2 separate regions of the Homo sapiens genome follow, and region 1 is linked to region 2. A link is an interaction called in ENCODE POLR2A ChIA-PET data of the cell type or tissue named here. Cell type or tissue: GM12878. All regions are shown on one strand.

The links. Peaks named below come from ENCODE experiments on the same cell type or tissue, not always from the same donor. Only the 100,000 strongest peaks of a DNase experiment are listed, where the experiment ranks them.
Region 1: POLR2A ChIA-PET joins it to region 2 with 5 read pairs; 7 of 35 experiments call an interaction of 5 or more read pairs at or near these places.

The regions. Positions count from the first base shown.
Region 1 is chr2:170,818,295-170,823,294 of GRCh38, reverse strand. It overlaps GAD1 (glutamate decarboxylase 1), which reads right to left. Exons shown (of 17, transcript NM_000817.3): 2 at 4,622-4,766; 3 at 1,146-1,208. The coding sequence starts at 4,703. It overlaps GAD1-AS1 (GAD1 antisense RNA 1), which reads left to right and starts at 4,644. Exons shown (of 4, transcript NR_197761.1): 1 at 4,644-4,909. RefSeq lists enhancers at 1-454, 3,971-4,493, 4,494-5,000. In GM12878, a CTCF peak has its summit at 845; a DNase peak (open chromatin) is centred at 2,372; H3K4me3 peaks cover 600 bases; H3K27me3 peaks cover 466 bases.
Region 2 is chr2:170,390,284-170,395,283 of GRCh38, reverse strand. It overlaps MYO3B (myosin IIIB), which reads right to left. Exons shown (of 35, transcript NM_138995.5): 15 at 3,666-3,764; 16 at 2,789-2,903. Among named protein-coding and RNA genes, the nearest start is that of MYO3B-AS1, 42 kb to the right of the region's middle. In GM12878, no CTCF peak of the experiment used is centred here; no DNase peak of the experiment used is centred here.

The sequences.
Region 1 (5,000 bases), 430 kb before region 2:
AGGTGCAGAGAGCACCCAGGCGGCGGGCGGCTCTCGGCGCTCCGGGGCTAGGGCGGGCGGGCGTGTCCCGTGCCTGCTCTGCCGCTATCTCCCGCGCGCAGGAGCTGACGGATGGCTCTTTAATAAGCCGCCCGTTAATCTTCCCCCGCCTCTCCAACCTCTGCCCGGGGACATCCGTATTTTCTGGCCCGATAAGGCTAGAGAATTTTAGTCGGTGAAATGTAGCCAGGAAAGTGAGGCCTCATTGTTCAGCCAGAATCACTCAGCTGTGTCCCTTCGAACAAATCTCCCTTTTTCCTTTAAAAAAATTACATCCTTTGGGCGTTTTCATTTCAGACCCTCCTGTCTCCAGAGAGCAGTTCTTTCTCCTCTCCAGCTCCCTGATCTATTTTCTTCCTTCCCGGTTCTTTCGCCGCCTGCGGCTCCTCGTCCCTGCTCGTCCCCTTTCCCTTCCCTCCTCGCCTTCAAGGATGCGCCAGGCAAACCCTCGTGCCTCCCTCAGGCAGGCCATGGAGGGCTCCAGGCAATCCTTTTCTTTAGCCTCCGAAGCCCCAAAGAAAGAAACTTGAATCCGTTATGACATCTCAGGGCAAAACCCCTCAAGGTGGAGAGACCACTTTCAATGCGACCCGACTGCGCGGGTGGAGGTGCGAGTGAGGGGTAGGCGATGATGTAGGGGATGGGGGAGACGTGTCAGCTACAGCTTTAGGCAGATACACCGCCTTTGGTCTGCTCTCCAGCAAGCCAGATCAGTTCACCTTTTCTACGCGACCTTTGGGACGCGCAGGCAGAGTGCACGGCACCGGGTGGGAGCTGCTTGCGCGCAGGGCTAGGAAGGCGGGGTTGCCGCGCGGGGGCGCTTTCCTCCCGCTTCTGCGCCCAGGCAGGGCACCCGGCGTTCGCTCCACTGGGTGTTGGGGATTGGGGACTCCAGAGGAAAAGACCCCTGGGGACCAGGTCTGGGGCGGGCAGAGGAGGGTCAGGGCCTGTAGGGGAGCGTGGTCGCTGGCTGTCCTGGCTGTAATTACATTAGAAAATCAGACCCATGAGCCCGGATCCCCCTCCGCTTGCGTCCCAGTCTCCCAAGCCCCAAAGGTCCGCCCGCCGCGCCACCCAGCCGGGCCCCAGTGGGTCCTGTCACTTACCGCAGATCTTGAGCCCCAGTTTTCTGGTGCATCCATGGGCCACGCCGCACCAGGTATCGTACGCTAGGACGAGAGAGAGGGAGAGAGGTTCGGTTAGGGAGGTTCCGACCGCGGGGAAATGGGTGGAGGACAATGGTTTTCTTGGGGGAGGATGAGGACTTTGCCAGAGCTCTTCATTAAAAGCTACTTCCTGAAAGGAGCTAGGAGCCAAATCTGTGAGCCGACAGGCATATACTCTAAGCCCCCATCATACTCCCTTCCTGCTCCTGGCTTCAAATATGGAACGGTGTCTCTGAGAGGCGGGGCACCCGGCGCCCCTCCGGGCCCGTAAGCGACCCCCGCCCGGCAGCTCCGGAGGTGGGGTCGGAGTTGGGTGAAGGCTGACCCACACGCAAAGGGCCAGGCTCCGATCGAGCTGCCCAACACCCACTGGCCGGGCCCCGCAGACTCAAAGGGCGACCACAGCAGCCCAGAAAGGGAACACAGGCATCTGGGACCGAAACGTCTCATAATTTCTTGGCGGGTCTCCAGCCTAGTGGCAGCTTAAAATAAACTGGCATGAAATGGGGTCGTGGAAGAGTTCAAGAATTAATTGGGTGAAAAATAGTATTTGACTAGATGATCGGGCTCGCATGGCTGCTCTTCAGTCAGACCGGGGAGTGGGGAAGACAATAGTGCGCCTCAGGTCCTCATCCCTGGCCCCTCTTCCCAACCTGCCCCTCATTAACCCTTCCCTCTGACATCTTGGGTCTGGAGCAGGCAAAGGTAAATGGAATCAAGCACCTTTCCTCTGAGTCACAACTGAGGGTGGAGGTGCTGCTGGATTTTCCTTCTTTTCCAGGCTGTTCTCAAACCCCTCAAGGTCTACCTGCTGCCTTCGGGGTTCAACTTCCAGCAAGAAGCGTGGGAAGCAGCCCCATCCCCACTAAGCCCCCAAGCGGAGTGGTGTGGTGAGCCCAGCACGAAATCCCCTTCCAATCTCTCAAAGCAAACCTCTCCAAGCACTCGCTTACCCTACCCTGACTGGTGCCTCCAGCTTCGCACAGGTGTTGGAGGCGATAAGGAGAGTGACATCCATTAAACCTGAGGCACAACAGAGCCCCAGCGGGGAGAAGAAACAGCCTGACGTCGGTAAGACATGTCACAGATGGAGTTCCAGTGACAGACAGGAAATCAGTGCAAAAGCGAAACCCTAATAATACCTGGCGGATAAAGAGCTATTTGGACCTGATAAAGTGCTTTCACTTTCAACATCATCTCATCTAATTCTCGTAACAGTCCTATGAAACTGGCAGGAGTGTTGATCTAAGAGTCATTTGACAAAGAAAAAACATCGAGGCTCAGAGAGGTTACATGAGTTTTCCAAGGTCAATCAACAGGGAAGTTGGAGTTCAGACACATTGCACTGCCTTTCAAAATTGGGGGTTGCAATGAAAGAAAGGGAAAGGGAGACGGGGAGAGCAAGCGAGAGAGCCCCTTTGATGTAGCAAGGGTCGGGAAGACCTAGTGGTTGGGGACAAGGAGGGCTCCAAGCCCCACCCAAGGGTTTCTGGAACAAGAGAGTGCCTTAGGTTGCCTGCACTAACGCCACCTCCCAGGAGACTCTAAAGGGGCAAAGAAGTGGAGCCAGCTGGGCGGGCAAAGGTATTGTCTGCAAGGGAGGGTGAGAGTGGATAGAGCGCCCAGCGCGCCTTTGAAGCCTGGGGTGCGGATGCGTAGCTAGGCTAAGGGCCCGCAACAGTGTGCCTGGGACACGTGCTGCTTGCTGTTTTACAGCAGGGTCCCGGGCTCTCTTGCCTTCGCTTTGGCAGCTTCCAGGCGAACCAGGCCACGTGCGGATTCAGGTCATCGCCTCTGTTGTGTCTCCTACCGGTGACTTGGCATTTGCGCCGGCGACTGGCGGCCACCGGGAATTCCGTAAGGGCGCCGGGAGTGGAGGGCAAATTAACACAACTGCCCGCTAACCCCCCACCCCCACCCCCAGGCGGCAAAAGGGAGCGGGAAATGTGGAAAGCGTCAGAAAAGAAATCCATCAAGGCGAAAGCACCACACAAAGGCGCGCAGGCCTCGCGTTCCTCCCGCCCTGCCCTGGCCAGCTCCAACGCCGGTGCCTGGTTCATATGCTACCAGGGCTGGCGACTCTCCCGAGGCCCTCTTTGTTGTGTGGGTAATTGTATCCCTCCTGGGTGGCGGGAAGAGGGAGCTGCAAAGGAAATTGGAATGAGACCTGAGGACTTAACACGAGACCTCCTGCCCGGGAGCCAATGCCAGCGTCTAAAGGGGCTTTCCGGTAATAATCCCCACTTCATTGATGAGGATACTTATTTTCTCAAATATAAAGTGCCATAAAAGCGCATCAATAAGCACTCCCTGTAACCACACTATCCTTCTTAAGCCCTTTCTGTATACAAATTCTGGAAATTCATACAATTAATTACATCTCAGAAATAAATAAATGGGGGAGTGGGAACACTTACAGTCTGAAGCTGATAAGTTTTTTTAGGGGGGTGGGGTCAGGAGACACTTCTTCACTCCAACAAGGAAAAAGAAAAACAATTTTCTCATCTCAAGCCTTTACAGAGGTAGGAAATAAAATTAAAGATAGATTCTGGAAATGGGTTGAGGAGCCTGTCGCACTTAAGACAGGGAAGCATAAATCCTCCCCCCTCTTTTATCTGGTGTCTCTTTTCTTTCTCTCTTTTCGGGACATGTCACCTCCTGACAGATCTCTTGCCTGGGATAAGGAGAGAGGTGCTCTCTCCTCTCTATGATAAAGCTTCTTGCCCCCTCCCAGTTCCCCATCTCTTGCCACTCAGGATGCCGCCCGCTCCCCTATTTATTTATTTATTTATTTATTTCTCTGAGATGTAATTAATTGTATGAAATGTCAAGGCTCAGTCTCAGTTTTATGCACCTTTCCCGCCCCTGACTTCTCCCTAACTCGTCAATAGCTTGATGCAAATTTGGAGCAATTAGGGACCTTGAGTTTTCTAAAAGCTGCAATTAACGTCGAAATTTCCGCTGATTATAGACTTTGAACACAGCCCAGGGGGAAAGGAGGAGGTCAGATCTTGGCTCAACGAAAGCCGGGGACTGAAAACTCTTATTCCTGCTGGGGCTCCTAGCTCTTCATTCCGCCCCCTGCGCTGACCCCTGTCGTCCCACGGAGCAAAGAAACCACACACAACAGAATAAAAACAACACCCTGGCTGCGCGCCCCTCCTCCTCCGCGAAGCCCTCAACGATCGCCGCTGCTCGGACCTTGCGTGGTCCTCGCTTTCCGGTGCCCTGGGAGTCACCTAGCGTCCCTGACAGCCGAATGACCTCTGGCAGGGACGGGGTCAGAGCCCCATTTATTTCCCAGCCTCCATTATCTCCGCGCTCCCCCTTCCCTTTCCGCCAGCTCAGCCTCCCGACGTCCCAGCGCCCCCATCTTCCCTGCAGTTCATTTGATAGAAAATTGGGGCGGGACCTACTTGTGGGGCGCAGGTTAGTGGTATTGGGGTCCGCTCCCGCGTTCGAGGAGGTTGCGGACGAAGATGGGGTCGAAGACGCCATCAGCTCGGTCGTCCCGGGGCCTCTACTGTCCAGAGTCCTCGACTGGTCCGGCGCAGAAACAGGCTGCAAAGAGAAGCGAGAGCTGTGCGGGGAGGACTTCCGGGGTCCTGCACACCGGAGGGACTGAGCAGCCGGGGGCACGGAGGCTCCCCTTGAAGATCCGGCTCTGGAGAGACAAGAGGGAGGAAAGGCAGCGAGCCTGCCTGGTAGGGGTGCGCAGGGGTGGGGGCAGCGGAGGAGACGTGCGCGCTAGCTCCGGTACTGGGGCGCAGGGAGCGTAGCCCTGGGCCGCTCTCG
Region 2 (5,000 bases):
TGGTTTGGCTCCAGAAATAAGAGTTGAAAAGCACAATCTTCACAATAAGGTCTTAGGTATAATCCCCCAGCCCTCCACAAGGAGTCATCATCATTATTAGTGGAAGACTCCTCCACCAGGGAAATTTCTTTACAATAAACTCAGGGTCAAGTGTTCTTTCAGATACTTTGGCTGTTGTCCCAGAATTAAAATTCATGCTCCTGACTCCACACTAAAGTTTGCTACTCATAATTTTGCTGTAAGGGTTTGAGAAAAACTAAAGGGATTCCTGCAGGGAACTAGTGACATTGTAAGAAAGGAGAAGAACCATAATTTTGATTGACTTGATCAGTTCATTTAAGCTTTATCTAGAAATGTCTGCCAGAAAAACTTAAGAGAAAGTTCTGTTACATCAGCATTTGGCATCTGTTTCCTGACTACCTTCAACTGGATCTTTCTGAATTTAGTCACACTACTTTTTGAGTTTATAAACATGAAGTGAACTGAGTTAACTCAGCAAAACAGGTTGTCAGCAGAGATAGAACCACAGAATTCAGAGTTGGAGAGAGAAGATCCTGCTTCTTCCTTTCATTTCTAAGGTTGCAGCTTATATAAATTGGTTTATTTCCTGTATGAATTAATGTGGGACATGGTGAAAATATACACACATAACACCATTACATTCTGGTTATTCATTTAACAGTACAGACCAGGCACAAATGAAAAATGTTCACCATCTTTTACATTTTTTTCTTTTCATGTTTATTCATACAGTCATTCATTTATTTCTATTGTACCTTTTTTCCCAGAGGGGCTAGGGATGGCTTACTTCAAGGACATATACTTAACATACTTAATTCTTCTGTTTTTAATGCTTTAGTGTTGTTGTACTAAAACAGATTTTAACAGTTTTCAACGTTGTTTATCCTGAAACAGATAGCATCTGTTTTATTATTATTAGCAGTACATTGCTATTATTAGAATGGCACCATTATATACTTTCTTTTAACCCACCTAAGCCTGAGGTTGCAATGTTTTGAATTTTTGCAATCAGACCTTGGTGATGACCTTGAGCAGTAGGGTATAAATAACTCCCACATGTTTAGCATTCCAATAATGGAACACTAGGCATAAATGGGTTCAGCTAGGATCAGTCTCTTCACAGTATTCTATAACTATATTTGTACTCAAAGAAAACAAAATATTAACTCTGTTAATGATTATTAACCTTGACTTCTCTATGGTTCCTGTACCCTTTTAAGGACATGTGCCCCTGCGTACTTTGGCATGACACAAGTGACTTTAAATTGCTCCACTGCCATTCCTACCATGCTTTAACTCTTCTGGGGATGCATCTTTGATTTAAAAAACCTGTTCTTTAAGTTAATAACCACAAAGGTCCTTTAACAATGCTAGAACCTGTTTAATTGCCCCCCTCTAAGAAGCCAAGGAAAATATATTTATATTTTTATCTGACCTTTGGGATTTTCCATTGTCTGTCAGTTTAAAGTCTGCGGGAGGCTGACAGAGAAAATTAACAGCTGGCTAGACAGAAAAAAAAGAAAGGTACTATTATGATTAAAATCAACCATGCAGGGGAGGGAAGGGCTAGCCAATCATACTGCATTACACAGAAGTAATCCTTTATCTGGAGTGGCCATCCCAGGGTAACTGGAGTGTCTTGTAATCTAATCCCTTAAGATTTAACACTCTCACCTACCTCCTAATAATTCACCCCCTTTGTTGGAAAAGCAAAAGAATCTATATATTTTGCAAAATTGATGGCATGAAGCCCAGAAACTATGACATAATGTATCACAGAGTAATATTTGAGCCTAGGGTTATAAATATTGTCTGTCACCCCTAGCATATATTTAATACAGACAGCTTGTATCTAGGATGATAAGGGTAGTACAGTATTGGCCAGGCATGGTGGCTTATGCCTGTAATCCCAGCACTTTGGGAGGCTGAGGCAGGTGGATCACTTGAGGTCAGGAGTTCAAGACCAGCTTGGCCAACATGGTGAAACCCCGTCTCTACTAAAAATACAAAAATTAGTCAGGTGTGGTGGCACACACCTGTAACCCCAGCTACTCGGGAGGCTGAAGCAGGAGAATCGCTTGAAGCCAGGAGACAGAAGTTGCAGTGAGCTGAGATCCCGCCACTGCACTCCAGCCTGGGTGACAGAGTAAGATTCTGTCTCAAAAAAAAAAAAAAAAAGTAGTACAGTACTTAGAGCTATAGTTAATAATGTGCAACTGTGTACCCTGGAGAAGGAAATAACTGCAAGAAAGTTGAAAGGGTTTTAATTAGTTTGTCTTGTTACCTAAGGAGCTACTTGCATAAATATATTTCTGTGACTTGGGTGTCATCTACATATTCCTGTACTCCTACCCCCCGTTCACTTTAATGGTTGGAAGAACGCTCAATCAGAAAAAAAACCCACAGTATTGTTTTGGTATTTGTTATTACACGTGTAATGAATTGATGACAATGATAACAATTTATCAGCACATGGTCCTTAAAACAGTGCTCCCCTAGTTTGATGTTCATCTGGACTTCTCGTTAAAATGATTATATTCTGATGCAGTCATTCTTGGATAGACCTCAGGGTCTGCATTTCTAATAAGTTCTCAGGTGATAACAATGTTTCTGGTCCTGGGACCACACTTTGAGTAGCAAGACCTTATAACATGACCAACATGGCATTTGAAAGCAAGTGTCTTATCCCAAGTGAGAAATACCACATCTTTACTCACATTCATATAAGAATATTGTCACTTGAGTTCCTCTCTTGATCATCACTTACTTTGTCCGTGAACCCTATAATCCTGAAGCAATGCTGAATTGCTTCGAATTGTCTTCTGTAAGACTCCTTGGAAGTTATGTCGTGCATCACCCTTCCAGTTTCATCAGCTATGTACCTAAATGAAGTGGAGCATGACCAAACAGAATGAGCACTGACTTGGAAAGTAGTACAGGCATTTCCATTTTTTGTTTGTTGTTTGTTTAAAGATGGGACCTCACTCTGTTGCCCAGCCTGAAGTGCAGTGGTGTGATCATAGCTCACTGCAGCCTTGAACTCCTGGGCTCTAGTGATCCTCCTGCCTCAGCCTCCTGAGTAGCTTGGACTACAGGTGTATGCCACCACACCCAGCTAATTTTTTTTTTTTTTTTTTTTTGAGACAGGGTCTTGCTCTGTCACCCAGGCTGGAGCGCAGTGGCACGAACTTGGCTCACTGCAGCCTCGACCTCCCAGGTTCAAGCAGTTCTCCCACCTCAGCCTCCCGAGTAGCTAATTAAAAAAAAAATTGTAGAGACAGAGTCTCACTATGCTGCCCTGGCTGGTCTCAAACTCCAGGCTTCAAGTAATCCTCCCACTTCAGCTTGCCAAAGCACTGGGATTACAGGCATGAGCCGCCACACCCAGCCCATTTCCTTTATAGTCTAATACTGTGGTAGAATAATGATGCAAATGGCTGAAAAAAAATAAACCATGTGCAGTTGAGTTTTTGAACTTTCTAGACAATGAAAATGGTGGATACTTCCTGCCACCTCACCCTGGGCACTTTAGTTAAATAGACTGTGAGTTTCCAGTTAGGAAAACAGCTCCATTTACTTCCAAGTTTGTCAACTGCTAATCGTACATTCATCAAAAATTAACAACCAACCCCCCTGACACTTACCTAGGAGGTTTTTCCTCAGGAAGTCTGAAATCAGAAAGCTTCTTTTGGTGATGAAGACCAGCATAAATATAGTAAAATATATGAAAATTTTTCTCTCTCCTGAAAAAAAAAGAGACTTTAGTAATAATATATTCTGGCTTCCCCATCCCAAGTATTTTACACCATTTCCTTTCTGTACAAAAGATTATTCCATGGCAAATTTGTATTTTCAGGCAATTAAATATTATAAATCCCACTTACAGAATAGTGATAGGATTAGTATAGTAATTGTCATAATGTTGCATTATTAAACACACTTTACGACAAGCAAAAGGTTTCAGAGAATGGGACATTTACAGGAAACAGCTCAAGTTACATATGTTGAGCTCTTTCTATTGCAGCCCAAACGCCTACTACCTTCTGCTTGTACCACATGTTGCTTCAGAGACAGTGAGGTCCAGCTTAGAGACATCAGCCAAATCCTCTACTTTACTGGAGCCCTAGACAGGAAGTGGCCTGCAAGTCTCACAGCAGGTTAGGGAGCAGAATTGGTCCAGAACTGAGGTTTTTCACTCTCCCAAGCTGGTATTCTTAAAAGTACTACTCAAAATGTCATTCATTAGTCTGGTCTCCTGCCATCCACCTCTTTTAGGCTACCCTGGCCAGGGTCCTTTCAGATAGGTGCTACTCTGAGCATAGCCTGTGGACTGCTGTCAGTTTCTAACAAGAGAAGGAACTGGTAAGTACATGCCTAGACGTTTTATAGCAAGTGACATTGCCATGACATCCAAGAGCATGATAATTTTTCTGATAATTAATTTGCATTGCATTTTACAAAGGTATTAGTTCAAAATGGGTTGGAGATTTTTTTTAAAAAGTGGTCCCTTAGCACAGAGTTTGAAAAGCACTGCTCCACATCCCCTTCTTTCCTCTGGAGGAGGACAGTCTCTTCTGTAGATACCCTTGGATTTTGGCAAATCTTTTCTTTGGTCAACCTAGCTCCATGAAAAGAAATCGTCTTTCTTCTCCCCTTATCCGCCTTTGTGGCATGGCCCCCATTCTGTTCAGCCTCTCCTGGGTCTCCTCATCTTCCTTTGGTTGTTTATCCTGTCAAAGCCCTTCTGTGACATTCTTTATCCCTGCCCTGTATTCTAGATGCCTCTACTTGCCATTTCTCACTCACTTGTTCACTTAACTAATAAATCTAGTTAAGAGACAGGGTCTCACTCTGTTGTCCAGGCTGGAGTGCAGTGGTGAGGTCATAGCTCACTGCAGCCTCAAATTTCTGGGTTCAAGCAATTCTTGCACCTCAGCCTCCAAAGTAGCCATGACTATAGGCACACATCACCATCCCCC